3 separate regions of the Homo sapiens genome follow, and regions 2 and 3 are each linked to region 1. A link is a contact called in ENCODE Hi-C or POLR2A ChIA-PET data. All regions are on one chromosome and are shown on one strand. Each heading gives the region's core, a stretch centred on a gene start or an enhancer-like site at or near the end of the contact. The rest is flanking DNA. Distances are from core to core; before and after follow the strand shown.

Evidence for each region. Hi-C counts contacts between places; a loop is a spot of excess contacts on that map. ChIA-PET counts read pairs that join two places held with the same protein, here RNA polymerase II (POLR2A). Pooled maps may share reads with other maps.
Region 2: a loop to region 1 is called in a pooled map, with 2.4 times the contacts of the local background. The contact joins the promoter of UBE2C here to the promoter of MYBL2 in region 1. A Hi-C loop is called at or near these places in 1 of 50 pooled maps. POLR2A ChIA-PET finds 5 or more read pairs at or near these places in 2 of 52 experiments (Panc1 and activated CD4-positive, alpha-beta T cell).
Region 3: a loop to region 1 is called in a map with no recorded cell type, with 25 times the contacts of the local background. The contact joins the promoter of SLC35H1 here to the promoter of MYBL2 in region 1. A Hi-C loop is called at or near these places in 1 of 37 single-sample maps with no recorded cell type and 3 of 50 pooled maps. POLR2A ChIA-PET finds 5 or more read pairs at or near these places in 1 of 52 experiments (OCI-LY7).

The regions. Positions count from the first base shown.
Region 1 is chr20:43,665,091-43,668,363 of GRCh38, reverse strand. MYBL2 (MYB proto-oncogene like 2) reads right to left here and starts at 1,250. Exons shown (of 14, transcript NM_002466.4): 1 at 1,061-1,250. The coding sequence starts at 1,080. RefSeq lists enhancers at 345-394, 1,161-1,455 and silencers at 1,045-1,424, 1,161-1,455.
Region 2 is chr20:45,811,044-45,814,194 of GRCh38, reverse strand. It overlaps UBE2C (ubiquitin conjugating enzyme E2 C), which reads right to left and starts at 1,551. Exons shown (of 6, transcript NM_007019.4): 1 at 1,399-1,551; 2 at 731-758. The coding sequence starts at 1,499. DNTTIP1 (deoxynucleotidyltransferase terminal interacting protein 1) reads right to left here. Exons shown (of 13, transcript NM_052951.3): 13 at 2,777-3,138. The coding sequence ends at 3,000. RefSeq lists a silencer at 1,559-1,748.
Region 3 is chr20:46,363,175-46,366,453 of GRCh38, reverse strand. SLC35H1 (solute carrier family 35 member H1) reads left to right here and starts at 2,029. Exons shown (of 10, transcript NM_015945.12): 1 at 2,029-2,083. LOC124904917 (a long non-coding RNA gene) reads right to left here and starts at 1,915. Exons shown (of 3, transcript XR_007067614.1): 1 at 1,734-1,915. ELMO2 (engulfment and cell motility 2) reads left to right here. Exons shown (of 22, transcript NM_133171.5): 22 at 1-404. RefSeq lists a silencer at 1,889-2,308.

The sequences.
Region 1 (3,273 bases), core at 1-2,500:
CCCGACGTGGTGACACGTGCCTGAAGTCCCAGCTACTCGGGAAGCTGAGGCAGGAGAATCGCTTGAACCTGGGAGGCGGAGGTTGCAGTGAGCCAAGATCGCGCCACTGCACTCCAGCCTGGGCATCAGAGCGAGACTCCTTCTCAAAAAAAAAAAAAAAAAAAAAAAAGAGGGAACGAAGGTTATCTGAGCTGCAGCGATCCAGGCAGGGAAGAGGTCAGGACCCCACTGTCCTGTCTCCCAGGCAGGCTGAAAAGCTTGGAGCTCAGGCCCCAGGCGCACAGGTGTAAGACAGGGATCTGGAGCCACAGACCTGGCTCCGGGCTCAGCTCTGCCACTTAAGTCTCTGGGGAAATAAGTAAAATGGAGACCGCAGTTCCTGCCTTTGCCCCAGGGACTCTCTCTCTCCCCCGCACCTTCAACCCCAGCTGCCCAAAACTCCTCGTGGGAACAGGAAGAGAGGTCTCAAACCGAACCAAGCTGGGGCGCGGAACCCAGGTGGGAGAGACAAAAGAGCCCCCAACTCAGCACCCTTCTCAGTCCAGGGGAGAGGGCTTGGGGGACTCTGTGCTCCCCGGAATGTTAAGGAGCAAAGCCCACCCACCAAGTTGACCCAAAACTAGGCTGCAACAAGTGCCTCCCAGGCTCGGTCTCCCACTGGCTGGGACTTGAAGACTCCCTCTCGCTCCCAGGGGTCGCCTCCCTCGCCGGCGAAGGCCCTGCCAGCTGACACCGGCCGGCCCACCCCCATCCCGCAATTAGGCGGGAGACAAAATGACATCATGCACGGCTTGGCCCGGGTCCCAAGAGACCCGCCCGTCCCAGCTCCGAGGCCCAACAGGCCTGGGGAGCCGCGAGGGACGCCCAAGAGCCCCCCAGCTTTACGCGCGCCCCTGCCTCAGAGGGCCCAGGACGCAGCATTTCCGCGGAAACACCCCACCCCCAACACACACACACACCCCAGCTTGGTGGGAGCCTGGGGAGGGTCGGGGGTATCTGGGTGGGGGAGGGGTGAGTTAAAGGGAGGGGGAGGGGCCCAAGCCCTCCCGGCTCGTCTCACCAGCGCGTCCGCCGAGACATCCCCCCGGCCCGGACCGCGCCGCGCTCGCCCGCCCGCCGGCAGAGCCCGGAGCGGGAGCCGGGCCGGGGTCAGGACCCGGGCTGCTCCGGCCGCTCCGGGCCCCGGGCCGCGCTCGAAGGCGTCAGCGTGTCAGCAGGTCCCGCGCTCCTCGCTCGCAGGAACTGCAGTCGCCGCCGGCGCGGGTTGAAGCACTTTTCTATCTCCCGCCAAGCGCGTCGGCGCCGCCCAGTCCTGGCGCGCGGGCGCCGGGGGAGGGGCCTGAGTGAGGGGCGGAGCCAGGGGGCGGGGCGGGGCGGGGCCTGCGGGGCGGCACCTGCCCAGACCCTCCAGGGCCGGCTGCAGGACAGGGGCGGCGGCCGCTACTTCGGAGTTGTGGAGCGGGCCGGGATGTGACCGAGGCCTGGCTCACGTGTCAGTCCGGGGCGGCCCAGGAGTATCCCACATAGCGAAGACCGAGGAAGGGGAGCGAGGCGCGAGCATGGGAGAGCCAGCCAGGGAAAGCGCCAGGGCGGAATCCCCCACGCTAGTCCAAGCCACTACTGGGTCCCTAGAGCCGCACCCTAAAGCGGCTCCTCACCCTACCTGTGCCTCTCCCTGCTTCCTCTCCTGCCTCCAAGAGACCCTCCTTAATAGACTTTATTTTTTGTTGTTCATTTTTCTTAGAGGCAGGGTCTTGCTCTGTCGCCCAGGCTGGAGTGCAGTTTCGCGATCATAGCTCACTGCAACCTCCACCTCCTAGGCTCAAGCGATCCTCCTACCTCAACTCACGGGTAGCTAAGACCAGGCACTCGCCACTACACCCGGCTGATTTTTTTTTTTTTTTTTTTTGAGACGGTGTCTCGCTTTGTCGCCAGGCTGGAGTGCAGTGGCGCGATCTTGACTCACTGCAACCTCCACCTCCCGGGTTCAAGCGACTCCCCCGCCTCAGCCTCCCAAGTAGCTGGAACTACAGGCGCACACCACCACGCCCGGCAATTTTTTTTTTTTTTTTTTTTTTTTTTTAGTATTTTAGTAGAGACGAGGTTTCACCATGTTGGCCAGGATGGTATAGGTCTCCTGACCTCGTGATCCGCCCGCCTCGGCCTCCCAAAGTGCTGGAATTACAGGAGTGAGCCACTGCGCTTTTTTTTTTTTTTTTAAGAGAAGGGGGTGTCTTGCTATGTTGCTGTTGCCTAGACTGGTCTAGAAACTCCTGGGCTCAAGAGATCCTGCCGCTTTGTCCTCCCAAAGTGCTGGGATTGCAGGCGTGAGCTCTTTCCAGAATTTAAAACCATCCTCCTCTCCCTCAGGGTAAATTCCTTACTCCACAATCACATTTATCTGATCTTCCAGACCACCACCCAGCCCTGGCCAAAAGAAACGGCCTCTTTGCCTTTGCCTGAGCCATTACCCAGGGCAGGAACACTTCCTGCCCCTCCCACGTGGCTGATTCCTATTTAATTTGGGGTCCACTGCCCACAATCTGCCTGTAGACTTCTGCATTTCCCCCTTTGAACTGGGAGCATCCTGAGGTCCAGGTGGCCTCTCAATGCACACCAGTATCTCCAGGGCCCAGTAGAAGACCTGACATAAGAAGCCCCAGGCAAAGGTTTGTTGCATTGAATTGTTTACCTTGGGTTTAAACTCCCAGAGATTAGCCCAGATTTAGTGGCTCATGCCAGTAATCCTAGCAGTTTGGGAGGCCGAGGTGGGAGAACTGATTCAGTCCAAAAGTTTGAGACCAGCCTGGGGATCAGAGTGAGACCCTGTCTTTACAAAAAATTAAGAAATTACCTGGCTGTGGTGGTGAATGCCTGTAATCCCAGCTACTTGGGAAGCAGAGGCAGGAGGATTGCTTGAGCCCAGGAGTTCGAGGGGCTCAAGCCCTTGTCATCCCGCCACTGCACTCCAGCCTGGGCGACAGACAGTGAGACTGTCTTTCCTTGAGATTTAGCAAAGGTTTTCTATATTAGATTGACATTTACCAAGTACCAAGGATCAAGTCACACTGGACTTCCTGGGAGCAGTGCTGAGAGGAAGATAAATGAGCTCTGAGACAGGACGCTGAAGAAACCAAATCAAACCCCAGCCTTTTAGCCCCTGTTCAGGCCTCAGAGCCCCCTTCCAGAAGCTGCTGGCCACCTGGGGACAGTCCAGCCACCAGCTGCTGCAAACTTCACTTACCACAGAAGGAAGACTAACTCACATCTTAA
Region 2 (3,151 bases), core at 302-2,801, 2.1 Mb before region 1:
TTATGCCATCTCTACTAAAAAATATATATTTACATATATATATATATAGAGAGAGAGAGAGAGAGATTGAGAGAGAGAGATAGACAGAGACAGACACACACACACACTCTGTCGCCCAGGCTAGAGTGCAGTGGTGCGCTCGGCTCACCGCAACCTCTGTCTCCACGGTTCAAATGATTCTTGTGCCTCAGCCTCCCGAGTAGCTGAAATTACAGGCATGCACCACCATGCCTGGATAATTTTTGTATTTTTAGTAGAGACAGGGTTTTGCAATGTTGGCCAGGCTGGTCTCGAACTCCTGACCTCAAGTGATCCGCCCACCTTAGCCCCCCAAAGTGTTGGGATTATAAGGTGTGAGCTACCGCGCCCAGCCTCCCCTTAATCTCATCACTCTGATCCAAAATAAAGCAACCAAATTCATAGGCTAGAAATACCAAGAAGGGCGGGGAGTTGGGTGTGGGTAAAGCTTGGTTGGGGCTAGGAAGTAGGGACACACTGGATAGGGAGGGTCTTGTATGACTTCAGGGAAGTGTTCGAGATAACTTCGTGTGGGGGGATGGAATTGGGAGGAGGGACTGCTGGAAGAAATGGTGTAGGTGGGGTGTATGAACTTCTTTCCCAGGAGGGAGCAAATTACATTACCCCTATGTCTAGCAAAAAAGCTGACGGAAAAAAGGAGGCTACTGAAAATTGGATGGAAGGCTGGGGTTCTGGGCACTTAATCACTCACCATGAGGGTCATCAGCTCCTGCTGTAGCCTGAAAAAAGAGTATTCGGGGTTACCTGGGAGTCTGGATGGGCCAGGCCTCCAGACGGTGCATCTTCTCCCACCTGAATCTCAGGGGGAGCCGTCATGGAGGCTCCCCACATCACCAAGGTCAGGCTCAGCTCAGGGTATACTCACCAGATCCACAGGACGATCCTAGCGAGTCCTCACCCTCCCTAATTCCAGACTCCCTCGGGATGATTCTGGCATGTTCTTAATTCCCCAGGCTTTAGCATCTCTTCCTTGCCCGACTCAACTTCTCCCTTCCCCTGTCTCGGCCAAGTCACGAGGGTCCTTGAGCGTCTTCATCTAGGCCCACCAGGGAAGGAGTCTGGCAGCGCCCCTACCCTCCCATTCTCCTTCGGGAGAGTCTCAAAGAGCGGTCTGAGCTCCTGGCCTGTCCCCCATCTCTCGAATCTCACCCGCGCAAGGAGGTGGGAGTCCCGGAAGTCTCCGCCCTCGACACCCATGCCCAGGGGAATGCCAGGCCCCGAGCTCCTGGTGTGTTCTCCTGCACCCGCAGATCTCCCGCTCCAGGAGGTGGCGGCGGGGGGTGGTCCTAGAAATCTTTGCTCTGGGTACCAATGCCTAGGGCATGGCAGGCCCGGCGAGTGGTAGGCCGCATCACTCACCTTTTGCCCACCGGACCCCGGGCGGCGCCCCCGCTCGGCTCAGCTCCTTTACGGGCGGCGGCGACGCTAGTGGCGGCTGGGTCGCGGTTTTGGGAAGCCATCCGGGCGGCGTTGGCAGAGAGACAGGAACTCGGAGAACACGACTGCAACTGCAGGACTGCGGGCCCGCCCGCCCGCGTTTGAATTGTAACCCTCTGGGGGCGTCGACCAATCAATGGCTCGCTTGGGTTTGATCCAGCCAATGAGACGCTCCGGAGCGCTCTATTGCTGCGCCACTGCTAGACCTACCCACTGGCGCACCGCTATTGGGCGGCAGAATCCCGCTTCTGACAACCGATTGGTAGATGATGCTGCCATTAACTAACGAATCCGTAGCGAATTGGTGGCCGTTGGAAAACGCTAACCATTAAAGGGCCAAGAAAACGTCCACGTGGGATGAACCCCTCCTTCTGGCTACACGTCTTACTCCGCGTGGGAACACTCGGCACGCCCAGCCTTGATCCAATTTCCCTCGGGCAGGGAGTGCCTCCAATCCTGCAGCACTGGTACCCTCCCACCATTATAATCGCCTGGGCACCTTTGCTGCGTCCTAAGTATCTGAAAATCCCAGCGAGGGGAAAAACTAAAGGCTGATGGCCAGAGCAGCAGGCTCCCTATTAGAAAACATAGGTCCATACATCTCCGCAGAGATGACAGAAATAAAAAAAGGCAACATTGGTTCAGGCTGGTCGCAGTGGCTCACGTCCGTAATCCCGAACACTTTGGAAGGCCCAGGCAGGAGGATCACTTGAACCCAGGAGTTCGAGACCAGCCTGAGCAACAGGATAGGGAGACCTGTCTCTACTTAAAAGAAAAAAAAAAAAAAAGAAAAGAAAAAAAAAAAAGGCTGGTGAGGTGGCACGAGCCTGTAGTCCCAGCTACTGGCGAGGCTGAGGCGGGAGAATCGCTTGAGCCAGAGGCTGCACTCTAGCCTGGGCAACAGAGCAAGACTGTCTTCAAACAAACAAAAACCCCAACAACACAGGTTCATATCCTGTATATCCTACCTCCCCAGTGGGTAGTGTGTAACCTTGGGGCGGGTCCTTTAGTATCTTAACCTGTAAAATGGGAGCAATAAAAGCCAACTCTATTTTTCATATGATCTGTCATCAAACTCCATCGCATTCTGCCATGTCCTTACATTAGCTGGGTAAGGAAACTACAAATGGGCAAAGGGAAGACGGGCAGGGTACATGGTGCTCCCAGGTTGGTCTTATCAAGCCTGGCTCTATACTGTTATGGGTGAGGGTTATCTCGTCCTTTTTTCCTACACCCACTTCTAGAGCCCTTGATGTTCTGTCAATTCCCACAAGGTAGAGGGCACAGCAGGTTCACCATCTGTGTTTACTACAAACTGTTTAATTGTTTCTTATCCCAATAACTTTACAAATATAGAACCACATGCTAGTCTGGGGGTGCTGTGCAGTGAGTCACTACAAACTCGCTCAGGCACAGCTTAATGCCGCTGAGATCCATCTAGGAGCAGTCCCAGCGGTGGCCTCAGCCACGTGAGGAAGAGGGCTTTGGAGGAGGGCTGCCAAGTGTGGCCAGGGGACCCGGCCTCAGGTCTGTGGAGGTGCTTCAACAGCACGATGCTCATTCTCTGTCCGTAGTGTCTCCATATACTTTCTCATCTTCTCCACCATCCAGGAGGGTAGGACAAAGGATTTCAATTCCTCTAGCTTCAGATCCAGGCATCCTCTGGAACAGACAT
Region 3 (3,279 bases), core at 780-3,279, 2.7 Mb before region 1:
CCATTGGCCATGATTTCAGGGAGCTGGCTGAGGCCGGCTGAGGCCACACCTGTGCCAGTGGGGCTTCCCTGGTGCTGCAGCACTTGTAAACCACACACACAGCCTCTCTCCCTGGACATACGTTAGCACATTGGCATTCAGTATTGGTGGCCTGGCATGGTAGGTACTACCCAATGAAGAGTGTACTATATATTTTCATTACTATAGGCCATACTTATACAGACGTGTATATATATTTATATAAGATCTACCTATCTTAGGATGGAACCTTGGGGAAAAATAAAATTGAGGGGAAGTAAAAAGTATGTAACACTTCCAGTTGTGAGCCAAGATTGTAACCAGAGAGCAGCCAGGAGCTTCCTGTCAGTAACCATGTTTTCAATAAATACTCTTTCATGTACAAACTGTGGTTCCTGTTAACAGCTGTTTGTCTGTACTTGCCCCCTGCCCAATGGTGAAGATTTCACCTTGACAAGACTTGATCTCCATGTATCTGGGAGACTCTGGAGAGCTCCAGCTGGAGCCCTTAGTCACCTTCCAAGAGTCCCTTCCTCCTCATCATTCGCTCCTCCCACACATACACACACACAGACACACACCTGCTGGTTAAGAGTGTTCACAGATTGCTGCACTGGGACGAAGCGTTTTCTGCTCAACCCTGCTGGGTACAGCAAGGTAAGGCATACTGTACACCCCCATGAACACATCCTCCCTCTTCTCCCTGCCAGGGACACAGCCAGGGAACAGCTCGAGTACTTGTGCCTTACAAAGAAGACACGCTCTTTACCCTGTGTGTTGCCTGTGCATAGTGCCCAGCCTTCCAGCTGGTGTTTTAGGCTGTTGCTCCAAACCTTGGCCTTGGTAGCTGGGAGACTTAAATGAGGGTGGTGATGAAAATAGATCTCTTGCCTCTGAGAGAGAAGGGTGTGAGGACAGGCTCTTTCAAAAGGCATAGAAAGTGCATGCAATACAAGCCTGAGGACTGAATAAAGCCAAGACCTTGGGCAGTGATGGGTACCATTGTAGGTGCTTGGTAAGCACTGAATGAACTAATGCCTGCATGATGCCAGCTGGCGGCGGTGACAGCCGCAGTTTGCATAAAACACTGCTTACACTCTGGCCTTGAGCCTTCTGTTCAGAGGGGCCAGGGATCCCAGCTGAGTCACTTGTAAGGATCCATGTTTGCAGCTGGTCTTACTGCCAGAGAGCCCAGGAGGAGGCTAGAGGAGGGCGAAAGGCACAAAACTGGGTCTGAATGTGCAACCCTAGCTTGCCCTGGCCTAATGTTCTTGACTGCAAATGCTGCCCTTTTAATCCATCCCGCAAGATGAAGAAAATCTGAACTCCCTAGGCTGGCATTTTGGGGCCACTGCAACCTGCCTCTTGGCTACTTTAACCACCACAGTTACAAACAACCTGTGAGCCCCAGGCACGGCTGGAGCTTTCTCACCCTCCTTTAGGATTCTCCCATTTCCTCTATCTGGGATGCTCTCTCCCTACTCAACCTATTGAAGTTGAGATAATTCTTAGAAAGTTTCATACAGAAAATATTTCACAAATGTTTCGTATTACTTCTGGATCGCCCAAGTTTTAAGTTGTAATGGCCCCAGCTGGCCTGAGCTCCCAGAAGAAAAAGCCCATGAGATACTTATCTTCGTGGTTCATTCCATGGTTGCCCAGCATTAGACTGGACATAAGAAAAACAATTTGTTCAGTAAAAGTAAACAAGTTACCATTTTTTGGATGCTCACTGTATGCAGAACACTAGCAGGCACCGGGGTTCCAAAGCAAGCCCCTGATTGAGCGCGGGAGAGACGCAGACAATTACACGGCTGTGCTCTGAGCCTGAGGGACTTCGCGGAGGACAAAACTACGCTGTACCTCAGAAAGACCAGACCACCTCAGAACCCGACCACAACAGACGCCCCGCCCCCGTGCTGCCCCGCCCCGCCTTTTCGCCCCGGCTCCGCCCAGCCCCTGGGTAGCTTCCGGCGGAAGTTACCGCCCGTGCCGCGGTTCGGCGGCGGCATCCGGCCTCGCACTTCCGGTGGGGAGATTCCGGCCTGGAGCTCCCAGGGCCGAGGTGAGTGGGTGTGCGGCCGGCCTCCCGGCGCACTCCCAGAGGCTGGGGGGCCGGGGCTGGAGAAGGGAAGCGGGCTCCCCACCCGGGATCTGCGCGGGTTGACATGGGGCACGCCACGCCCCTGCCCCTCCCCGGGCCTCAGTTTCGCCGTCTGTGGAGGGGGCAGGGGTCTCCAAGCGCCCTCCTGCAAGGCACCTGCCGGACGCCGGCTCATCTGGTATTTCCTGAGCACCTGCGACGTCCTGGGTGCGGGACCCGGGCCGGAATCGGACACGGCCCTGCCCTCTGAGGGGCTGCTTCCCGCGGTGGGATTGGGGCGGGCAGTAAACACGTGAGCAAACAAGGAAACGTCAGAGGTGGGAGTGCCACGAGGATTGGGAGGGGTGGGGCATTGGAGAAAGTATTCAGCCAAGCGGAGGTCTGCGGAAGGGAGCTGAAGGCAGGAAGAGCAGCAAGTAAAGAAAAACACAGGTTTGATGTGTTTGACACGTGGCAGGGGGCCGCTGTGGCGGGTGCTGGGACCAGTGGCAGAAGAATGAGGTTACAGAGGCCTTCCTTGTGGACCAGGCTGAGGAGCTGGGCTTAGCCTTAGGGCATGATCTGTTTCGTGTGCCATCTCTCTGGCTGCTTTATAGATTCCAGGCCTTAGGGGCGAAAGAGGAAACAGGGAGACCAGTTAGACCAGTGGCAGTCAGCAGGTGAAAGATAATTGTGGCTTAGACTGTGGTAGTGGGAATGGAGAGGAAGAGAAGTAGAGGGGTCAAGAAGTGTATTGAAAGTGGAACTGACAGGGCAGGATTTGAGAAATGACAGAAATAAGTGGTCAAAGATGACTTCATCATAGATTTTTGGTTTTGGCTTAAGTAACCAAGTGTATTATGCTGGCATTTACTAAATGACTTTGGGATAGATTGGGAGCGTGAGAAATAATTACGAAATCTTCTTAGGGCATCTTAAGTTTTAGATATTTGGAGTGCAGCTACCAAATAGGCAGTTAGATATATGAGTCTGATACAGAAAAGGTCAGGGCTGATGTAAAGAATTTAGAAATCATTGGCAAGTGGATTGGGTAGGATGAGATTATGTAGGGTAAGATTTAAGAGAGAAGAGAAGCCAGGTTCCAAGCTTTAGGCACCCAATTTTTATAGATTGAGTTGACAAGAAGGTGCCAGCAAAAAAGACCAATAAGGAGTCCA